Regions from separate parts of the Mus musculus genome. Here region 2 is linked to region 1. The links are chromatin loops, found by intact Hi-C in ENCODE. Cell type or tissue: gastrocnemius. All regions are shown on one strand. Each heading gives the region's core, and the rest is flanking DNA. Links, peaks and the distances in the headings are about the cores only.

What was found. A loop is a pair of places that touch in the nucleus more often than their neighbours do. Peaks named below come from ENCODE experiments on the same cell type or tissue, not always from the same donor. Only the 100,000 strongest peaks of a DNase experiment are listed, where the experiment ranks them.
Region 2: it touches region 1 in a loop (4-fold over the local background); 34 of 42 quality-filtered maps call a loop at or near these places.

The regions. Positions count from the first base shown.
Region 1 is chr11:109,176,906-109,182,290 of GRCm38, reverse strand. No RefSeq gene overlaps it. Among named protein-coding and RNA genes, the nearest start is that of E030025P04Rik, 35 kb to the right of the region's middle. In gastrocnemius, for the core only: a CTCF peak has its summit at 3,255 (motif pointing right); DNase peaks (open chromatin) are centred at 2,998 and 3,257.
Region 2 is chr11:108,447,666-108,453,050 of GRCm38, reverse strand. All of the region lies in intron 4 of Cep112 (centrosomal protein 112), which reads right to left. Among named protein-coding and RNA genes, the nearest start is that of Cep112, 25 kb to the right of the region's middle. In gastrocnemius, for the core only: no CTCF peak of the experiment used is centred there; a DNase peak (open chromatin) is centred at 3,064.

The DNA of each region.
Region 1 (5,385 bases), core at 244-5,243:
GCTTAAGCACCAAGCACTCTTACCCACTGCGTCCCTATACCAGATTTTGATAGGCACCCATAAGGATAATTTACTAGTGAGACCATGAGAGAGCTATTTCTTCTTTTCTATTAGGGGTACTGCTCTGGCATGCATGTCCTCCTGGGAGCCAGTCTGGATCGATTCTGAATTATCAGTGGGCACACTACCGGGGAACCTTATTGTAAAGGCATAACACCCATTTCTGGCTTCCTCTCACTTCCGTTCTCTTCCTTGCCCTGCCCTGAGCCTGCATTTCACAGATGAAGAGTCAGCGCTTTCTCATCTCTGCAGTCTCTGCTCCCAGAGGGCCTCATCTCCAACAGGGGCCAAATGAGAGCAGGAGCCCAGATGCTTGGAAGGGGGAGGGGAGTCACTGCGAACCTAAACCTTTTAAAGGCTCTGCACTGAAGCGGAACTCACACACATCTCTAAACACATCACAAGGAACCTTTACTGACTGCTTAGTCTGCAATAAGCATGGGTCCCTGAGCTCTATACACATCAGCCTTGCTAAAATTTCTCCTACAACCATTTGGGTTAAGCCTTGCTGTTCCCATTTTGCCAACAGGGAAATTGAGTCCCAAGGTTCCTCGGTAACTTGTGACAGAGAAGCCGAGGAGAGGTGGCTTCTTTTTGTTGTTTTATTTTTATTGAGAGGTCTCACTATGAGGGCCCAGGCTGGCCTTACATGGGGATTTCTGCTTCAGCCTGTCTTTGGTGGGGCTCAGATGACAGGCGTGTGCTACAGTGCTCGGCAAAAAGTGTCTCGTCTGGAAGTCTGGCTCCAGACTGAGCTTGAAAGCGCATCACTTGGCCTTGGGAATGCCCTTTTTTATAATGGTTGTTTGAAATCGGGTCACCTGCTAATATCAGCTGAGCTGGCTCTACTGGAAATGGGTTGTTTATCTTGGTTTCCTGCAGTGCTAGCCGTACAACAGGCATGACCTTCTGCCTTTGCTTACCTGATTGCTTTATGAGCTAACAGTTTCACACTATGATAAATATTTGTAGGAAGGAATGGATGGGGCAGAGGAGGAAACAGTTATCACTATGAAGGACCAAGGGACCTGCTGTGTGTGCATACCTGTGTATTCATGAGTGCGTGCGTGTGTGTGTGTGTGTGTGTGTGTGTGTGTGTGTGTGTGTGCAAGCCTGTGTGTGTGTTTGTGTGTGTATGTAAATGCAGGTGCTCTAGTATCATACATGTATGCTGGGGTCAGAGGACACCTTTAGGGAACATTAGATGGTCAGTTGTCTCCTTCTACCATGTAAAATTCAGGGACCAAACTCAAGATGGTAGGCTTCCATGACAAGTGTCCTTCCCTGCTGAGCCACCTGGCCACTCATCTTAACATAATAAAAGCCTTGGGTAGGCAACTAGACATCTTCAATTTCACTTTCTTGGTCATGGTTCCCAAATTGAAAGCTAAAGCGTCTTTTCCAGTACATGTCTGGTCGACGAGTGCTCAGCTCTGTGGCTTCTGAGTGCAGCCATGACCAAGAACGATGACATGACAAGAAAGCATAGTCCCTTCTCTCTGGGAGTATAACTGTCATACTCAGTTACATAGGTTGCACACTTCACAACTGCAGGCTGTCCTGTTCTCATTCTCCTCCATCAAATAGTTGCTCTGCACAGGAGCCACAATGTATGGCAATAGCCAGGTCAAGGTTGGGTGGGGCGGCGTGTGGATAATTGCAGGACTGTAATCATTGCGGACACAATCTGGCTTATCTGAGTGGCTCTGGGTGTATCCCTGTGCCATATCACAAAGCACCAGGAAGTCCTGACAGTGGCGCCTGGAAGCCTGCCCTGTCTGAGGCGGGTTCTTGAGGGTGTGTCGGCAGAGGCATCGCCCGGTCCACTCGGCTCTGACCATCCTCTAGCATTACGGGAAGTGTTGAGTTCCCTGGTGATGTGGAAAACTTATCAATCCTCCTTGTGGGGGTGTCTGTCTTACGTGTCTTTCTTCTCTACCCACAGGAGGCCAGTGGCACCTTTCATTTTAAAGTGTGAGCATCCAAACTGTCCCGATTGTCCCCAGGGACTGAAGTTGTTCAGGTAGGAAAGGCAATGTGTGTGGAGGTCAGCATCCTCTACCATGTGGCCAGCAGCCACATGCAGGTCAGATATGGTCCAACCTGAGATGTGTGCTCTGACAACCAAATAGACCCCAGAGTTTGGTCAGCCAGTCTGATGGTAAATGTAACACACCTCATTGACAATTTTAAAGCATTGATTCCATGTTAAAAGAACAGTACTTTGCATCTTCTTGGGTAATTCAAGTATTCTATGACATCCGTTTCATCTATTCCTTTCTATTCTTTAGTGTGTTGGGGTGTATGCAGGCATATGTGCACAGCTGCCCAACGTGGTTGCTGGGAACCAACCTTACGTGGATAGTGGGAACTGAGGTTGGTTCGCCTGAGTTCCTGCGACAGCTGGTTACACAGTCCTCCTGCGTAACTGCCCTAGAGCTGCTCCATCAGTTGTTCAGCCCTGCTCTTCCTTCTGGGGTACCCCAGGCTCAGTGCTCTGATCCCATCCCATTAAACCTCCATCAAAGAAGCATCCATGGCTATCTCATGATGCCCCAAGGAAGCCCAAGAAACCCTCTTTCTGGGACACTATCTCCTTGACTGTCTTGTAGGTTGGTGAGGTGAGTTTCTAGCATGTGGCTATCTCTCTGTCTCTCTCCTCCCCATAGCTCAACGTTGGAACTGTATTTTATTTGAATGACATCAGCTCACCAGAAGAGAGAGAGAGAGAGAGAGAGAGAGAGAGAGAGAGAGAGAGACAGAGAGACAGAGAGACAGAGAGACAGAGAGACAGAGAGACAGAGAGAATGCCCCAGGGATTGTTTTACCCATTCAGAGCACAGCCTACAGCAGGTCAGCCTGCCCTGAGCCATCTTGTTCCTCCGTCTGCGTTCCAGAAAGTCACCCATTGTCCATCTGCCTGTGAATGCTTCTGCCCAGAGCCTTCTGGACGTTTTGGCCACGCTATGATCAACCTCACATAGTGGCTGATGCTTTCTCATCAAAGCTGTCCCTTCCCTTTGATTTTTGTCTTTAGGGCAGGATGACAAAGACAAAGGATAAAGGTCCTCTCTGGTCTTCTTAGTTCAGGCTGAGAATAGAGAAGAATGAAGAGGGAGTTTTATAAAAACTGCTGTGTGCACCAGGTTGAAGAACCTGGGCGGGTTCCCAGGGCTTCTGGGCCCTCTGCTTAGGATAGCCAGTAGGTGGCTCTGCTACACAGTTAGGTGACATGAACCAGAAAGCAGGTCTGGAAAGCTAACTCTTCCTGTAACAGGCTGCCTGGGAGTGTTCTGAGGGTTCCTGGGGCTGCCTTCTTGGGAGAAGGGAGGAGAGACACGTTAGGGTTCAGGGGGAATAGTGAAGATTAGAAACACAAGACAAAGTGTAGGGACAGAGCGACGGACAGGTGTGCACAGAGGGAAGGAGCCAGCAGGCCAAAGAAGCCCCAAGAGAGGGCCAGTTCTGTAGGGAGCATGGTCAAAGGTGGCAGGTTAGGAGGAAATTCACATCCCCAGGAGGGAGGCAGAGTCTGGGTTTGATTCTCTACTCTTATTCTAGCTGTAGGGCTTTGGGCAAATGCCCCAGTCTCTGCTTCCTACCCTGTGAACTGAAGATCTAATGCCATTACAGGGTTGTTGGACCATTTAAATGAGAGTCCAGGAGAGAGAGACCTGCCACAAGATAGACATTAGAACTATTTGGTATGGCACCTTGTTGGACACGCGTTAATCAACACCGGCTAAGCAGTGTGCACTGTGCTATGGCCTACATCCTTCTGGACACTCAGGAACTTTTATTTATCTACAGGGGACCAGGCTATCAGGAGACATTGGCTACAAACCTGCATGGCCTTCACCACTCACCTGTCCAAGCCCCACTAAAGAAGCAACTAGGGGACTCGGAAACCAGATTCTTTCAAATTGGAAAGGCTGTAGAGATGTGGTCACTGAGAACAGGCCTGTTTCAGGGCATCAAGAGGAGCCACCATTTATCACAGGAAGAGTCACTGTGTGGGTGGGGAACACTTTAGAAGAAGGGAGGCCACATCCTGGAAGCTGGGATTTCTTCCTTCCTGAGATGTGTGGACAGGAACATGGTCCACCAGGGGACCGGAGGGCTTCTGGCTTAGGGAAGCTCAGGGGCCTTAGCATCCACACCCTAATGCTGCCACTGGTCATGTAGGGCAAGCGACATTAACCCCTTTAGAGCTTACTGCCTGCCATGGAGTTGTAAGTCATCAGTGAATCAGCCTGGGGAGTGCCGGGTAGAGCATGACATCACCACGAGGCAGAGGAAGTGAAGAGGATTGTTAAGATCTCATCATTCCACACGATTTCATTTTAATTCACCTTCGCTTTCAGGGAGGGTCACGGCAGGTCAAAACCATGAAGGGAACTGAATAAATACACATATGCACACACATACCACCTCCCTCCTGGGCGGAGTTATTGCTCATGGCAAGTCTGGGGTGGGGCTTGTCTCTTGGCTTTAAGTCAAATGTTTCTGAAAATTGTTATAACTCAGGCCAGTGGGATGGCTCATCGTGTGAAGGTAGCTGGTTACTTGAGTCAGATTCCCCAATATCCACGAAAAGATGAAGGAGAGAATCAACTTCATAGAGTTGTCCTATCTATACCATGGCAAGAACACTCTGCCTGCCATGAACACACACACACACACACACACACACCACTACCACCACCACCATCATCATCGTCATCAACAACAACAATAATAAATGAAATACAAATGTAAAAAGTATTATAGCTCTTTAGTCTGATGCTCAGGATATAACCCCAAACTGCATTTCTCTAAACATTTGTCAAAGGAATGGCCATGGATCATAGAAATAGAATTTTATAGATAACTAAATTTGGGAAATGTTGAGATAGAAAAACAACCAGAGGGCTCTTTTTAATTTGTTAATTACTATTATTTTACAGTGGAAACGATCAGAGAAGCTCTGAATAGTCTCTAAGTGTGGTGGCACTCCCAAAGGCCAGTATAGTAAAAACACAAACATTTTAAAAATTACACTGTGTGTGCATGCATGTGTGTGTGTGTGTGTAGCGGGGGGCATGTGCTATGGCACACCTTGAGTGGAAGCCAGAGGAAAACCTATAGGTCCTGGTCCTGTCCTTGTCCTGAACCATGTGGATCCTGGGGACCAAACTCCAGTTGCCAGGCTTGGTGGTTAAGTGTCGTTACTTCAGGAGCCATCTCTTTGCTCTGAGAAGTCTTTCTTTTTATGGTTCTGTTTATTTCGAAGACAGGGTATCACTCTGTAGCTCTCGACAGCCTAGAGCTCCATATATAGACCAG
Region 2 (5,385 bases), core at 299-5,298, 730 kb after region 1:
CCTTTTACAGTGCAAAGTCTCAGCTGCTCACCATGACCCCTTCATGCCTTCAAAACCCTTTCCATGTGGGTGACTCTTACTCATCACCAAGTACTGCTGCAACATGAGGTTTAACCTTAGCTATCTCTAGAATACAGCTTCTTTGTCCTCTCAGAAAACACTTCCCAGAGTTCACCTCAGTGATTCTGATCTCTTTTTAATCACCACTAATTTCTTAGCTCCAGCTAATCAGCATCAATTGTCCCAGTAGTCCCTTCTGTTATGGACTCTAAAGCCAGAGACATGTGGCCAAAACTGCTGAGTTGTGCTGCATGCTGGGGCTGGAACATGTTCCCCCTTATCCTATTACCAGCTTTGTTTTCCAACTTCCTTACTGCCTAAGCTTGGCTGCCCTGGAACTTGCTCTGTAGATTGACCTTGAACTCAGAGATCTGCATGGCTCTGAGATTAAAAGTGTGTGCCACCATGCCTGGACTTAAGCTTTTCTTCACTAGAACTTGCTCTGTCCCAGGCTGTCCTTAAAAATCAGATATCTAGTTGGCTTTGTCTCCTGGGATCAAAGGTGTATACCACCACACCTAGATCTAATCTTAGTTTTGTGGGATCCTACTCCAAAGGCCCACCCCCTTAATCTGTTATCTTCTAGAACACAGGATTCAGCTCCATTTTACTTCCTGGTGCCCCTTCAATACTTGCACCATATATTTTGTATTTTTCCTTCCTCAGCTTGCTCCTTTGCATTAAAACACTCTTTGTAAGAGTGAACCACACAACAGAATTTGTACTAGGCTGTCTTGAGACTTTCTTTTTCAAAGAAATTAATCTAAATCTCTTAAACTTACACTCAGGCAGACAAGGGCAAAAATCAGATACATTCTTCACCAAAATACAACAAAAACAGTCTCTATGCCACATACTGAAATTCTTCTGCACTGAAATCTCATAGGCCGGGTCTGCAGAGTTTGAATCACTCTCATCACACAGTCTCCCATATTCTTTTTAGGATAGACCATTAAGCCCTACTTAAAGGATTCCACTGTTTTCTAAAGCTAAAGTCCCAGAATCCCCATTCTTCCAAGCAAAAGCATGATCAGGCCTATCATAGCAATACCCCACTCCTGGTACTAATTTTGGTCTTAAAATTTTACTGCTGTGAACAGACACCATAACCAAGGCAACTCTTACAAGGATATTTAATTGGGGCTGGCTTACAGCTCCAGAGGTTCAGTCCACTAGGCAGGAGCATGGCAGCATCCAGGCAGGCATGGTACAGACAGAGCTGAGAGGCTGAGAGTTCTACATCTTCATCTGGAGGCTGCTACCAGAATACTAGCTTCCAAGCAGCTAGGATGAGGGTCTTATAGCCCATACCCACAGTGACATACCTACTCCAACGGGACCACACTTCCTAATATGCCACTCCCTGGGTCAAGCATATACAAACCATGACAGTAGCAAAGAGAAAAATCATCAAGATAGGAGGAGCCTGTTGTTAAAATACATTTCAGCAAAAGGGGGAGGAAATGAAGGAAAGAAATGAAGGCTAAAGATAACTAAAATCTCAGTATTTACAAATATAAAACTGTCAAAAGATGCTTAGCAAAGTCAGAATATAACCTGGTTCCATAAATATATTTCTTGTTCCCTATGTTAAAACAGCTTAAAATACAAAGTACCTTTGACACACCTTTAAATTAGCATGTTTCATTTTTGCTCTGGCTTACAATTCCCAGTTGCCTTAAAATTAAAGCTTGTAATACATGTGTAAGTATAGCTGCTTTTTCAATTGTTATAGAAAAAATTTTTAAAAAACAATATCTTAATGGAAGAAGCTTGTTTATAAGAAAAAACAATGTTATAAAGCTTTTTTCATTAAAAAAGAAGCAAAAGAAAAATATGACAAAATCTGACTTAGTTGGGGAACCTAATGCATGAGCACATTTCACAGCTGTTCTGTCTCAGGGACTAGTTACTGCCACTTGCCTGCACTGGTAAATCCTCAGCATGACATTTAGCTTATTCATAGTGAGAACTAATGAGAAGTGATTTGATGATTACGGGACAGTTTTCACTACTTGTTATCATAGCACGCTTATAGCAAGAGCTAAACAAGATACCATCAAAGGTGTAGTCAAATATCAAAGTATTCATATTTATTCAATACCAGTTGTTTTTTTCTCAAATAAATTAACGAAAGGCTGTCTTTTTGTTAGGGACAGGTTCTCAGAAGGCAGAGAATGACCAGTGAAGAGCAACACGGCACTGCTCTTGGGTGATCATCAACATAGGGGACATCCAAGAACAGCACAGAAGCAGACAAAAGGTCTCCCCTCACCTAGCCAGCTCTTATCACAGAACCCAGTCCTAGAACTCATGCCCCCACACTCTACCTGGACAGAAAAGATGGCAGCAGTTCTCCACACAGCTCAAGCTCTGTGATGGCTCAGCAGAAGACCCAGGTCTACAACTGCAGTGTCCGTCATAGTGATCACTGGTCTCATACAGCCATTTATAGCTACCAGAATGCAAAATTTTATAGTTCTCAGCCTTTTGGACAAAATTAAGCACAGAATGCAAAGTCAAGCTCCTCAACCTCATTTCAAGTGAGTAACAGCCATGGTGAGAAACACACACTGCATTGGAAACACAGCTACAGAACGTTACCACTCTTACCAAAACAAAACGTCTATTGGCCACAGCTACAATCAAATGTATCATTGCCCAAACACTGGTGGCACTCTTAGATGACTATTCCTTTATCAATAATACATAAGAGCCTCCACTATGTGAATCCTAGTCACACTCATGCCAACAGTCATAGATTCTCTAAGAAAAAGGGTACTTACTAGCTTCCTGCCAAGTCCCTACTCCCAAATCAGGCGACAGAGTATTTATAGTATGTCATCTCACATAGAATGGAGTTTGACAAAGAAAAATATTCCACTGCTATTTTGGGGTAACAAAGACTAAAAAACCAAATTAATAATCTTCAAATAAACAAAACAAAACAAAAATGTTCAAATAGATTAGGCAACAAAGCATGTTTTCATTGTACTCGAGCGCCCTCTGCTGGATGTGCTGGTAACCTGCATGTGCAAAGGAAATTCTAGCTACACTGGGAGACCTTTTTAAAGGGCACAGAGAATATCAGCTTTCTACCACAATACATTCCTGAAAACCACATATGAAGAGGATCATTGTAAAGCAAAGCACATTTTCCATAAAGACAAACTATGACTATATTCCTCATTCCAAACTAAAAGCTACCATCAAATAGGCTATGGAAAACCCTCATGAAAGCAAACACACAAAAACTATAGTCCCTTGTAATCTTTTAAAGCAGGGTAATTATTCTCCGAGTCCTTTCTTATAAGCATGAATACATATATAATTTAGCTGACCCAATAAAAGTTAAAAGATAAGTTCCAATTGATATAAAATTAGCCTAAATTTGATACGTTGAAATGTATGCATATCATGTTTCAACAAAGCTACAAGTTTTAAATAATCTAGACTCCTTATAAAATGATACATAAAGATATCTAAAGAAATACATTTTCCCCAATAAACTGAAGTCATCTACAATAGGCAGAAGTGATGTTCTTCCTCCATTGACCATCCATTCAGAGGCCAGATTTTAATAAACTTGAATCCCCTTCAGTCTCTGCCTTAGGGTTACAACTGTGATGAAACAAAACACCATAACCAAAGAAATGTGCTCAGCAAAGGGTTTATTCTATTCAGCTCACACTTTCAAATCACTGTTCATCATCAAAGGCAGTCATAACAGAAACTCAAACAGGTCAGGGACCTGGAGGCAGGAGCTGATGTAGAAGCTATGGATGGATGCTGCTCACTGGCTTACTTCCCCTGGCTTTCGAAGCCTGCTTCCTTATAGAATCCAGGACCACAAGGCCAGGAATGGCATCACCCACAATAGGCCGGGCCATCTCCCATCAATCACTAATTAAGAAAACGTCCTAATATAGCAGCATTTTCTCAATTGAGATGTTCTCCTTTCAGAAGACTTTAGCTTGTGTCAAGTTGATATAAAACTATATATCCAGCGCACCCTCTAACTCTTCTTGTACAGCTTTTAATTGAAAACTTTAAATAATGTAATAATATTTTTATCAAGTGAATTACCTTCACACAGGTATAAAGTATTTTATTCTAAAAAGCGAAGTAGTAAGGCTGAGGGGATAGTTTAGTTGGTAAATTTCACACTGTACAAATACAATAGTTTGATGGTGCATCCCAACCACCACACTAAAAACCTGGAGAAACAACACTGAAATCCCAAGGTTTTGGAAGCAGAAGCAGACAGATCTCAGCATCTTACTCGCCAGCCAGCCTAGCCAAGCAGTGAGCTCCAGGCTCAGCAAGAGACCCTACTTTAGTGAGAAACCCTGTCTCAAAACATAAAGTAGAAAGGGACTGAGAAAGACAGCATCCACCTCTGGCCTCCACATGCACAAACCCACACATGCACATAAACATGTGCATACATCCACACACACATACAAAGCCAGCAAAAGTAATGACCAATGTTTAATTAAACTCTCCAATAAAAAAATAAATGGTATTAAATAGGTATTCTTTCCATCTTGTTCTATCTCCGATTCCAAGTGTACCTTGGAGACAAACTATCAGATAACATCATATTTCACTGAATAATACTCTTTTTTTATAAAGCTTCAAAATCTCTTTCATAGAATTGTAAGAATGCAACCTGTTAGCTTTATCTTCTCTTTGAGAAAGAACATGAAAAAACACAGAAATGACATGAAGTGGTGTCTACACATTCCTCCACAGCTGCACATGCAGGTACAGCACAGCGCACCACACTGTGTTCCTTGTATCCTAGAAAGTGGGACTAACGAATTCCCTTGCATAAACATGCCTACAAATCACCTCTTAAAACCTTTCCCCAGTTTGGAGGCCGGGGATGCAGAACAGTTGATGGAGTGCTGGCCTAGCATGCAGGAGGCCTTGGGTTTGATCCCCAGGAGGTGGGAGCAAGAAGATCAGAAGCTCAAATTCATTCTCAGCTACTTAGCAAGATCAAGGCCAATCCTTGACACATGAGCTCCTGTTTCAAAAACAAACAAAATAAGAACCACAGCAACCTCTTTTGATAGTGTGCAGTTACAAACAGAACCCCCCCCCCACCAGTGTCAATTTACTTTAGTGGAGAATACAAGCAGGCTTCTAGAAGCTGAAAACAGTTGATGACTAGTAGATTTGAGACTCCTTAGGAAGGACAGTCAAACTATGACAAGTGAGTCCTTGAATGAACTGGGACAATGGCCACCATGCCACCAACGGGAGTAGCCACAGCTGATACTCAGTAATTCCTATGTTGTTTCACTTTATCCTGACACT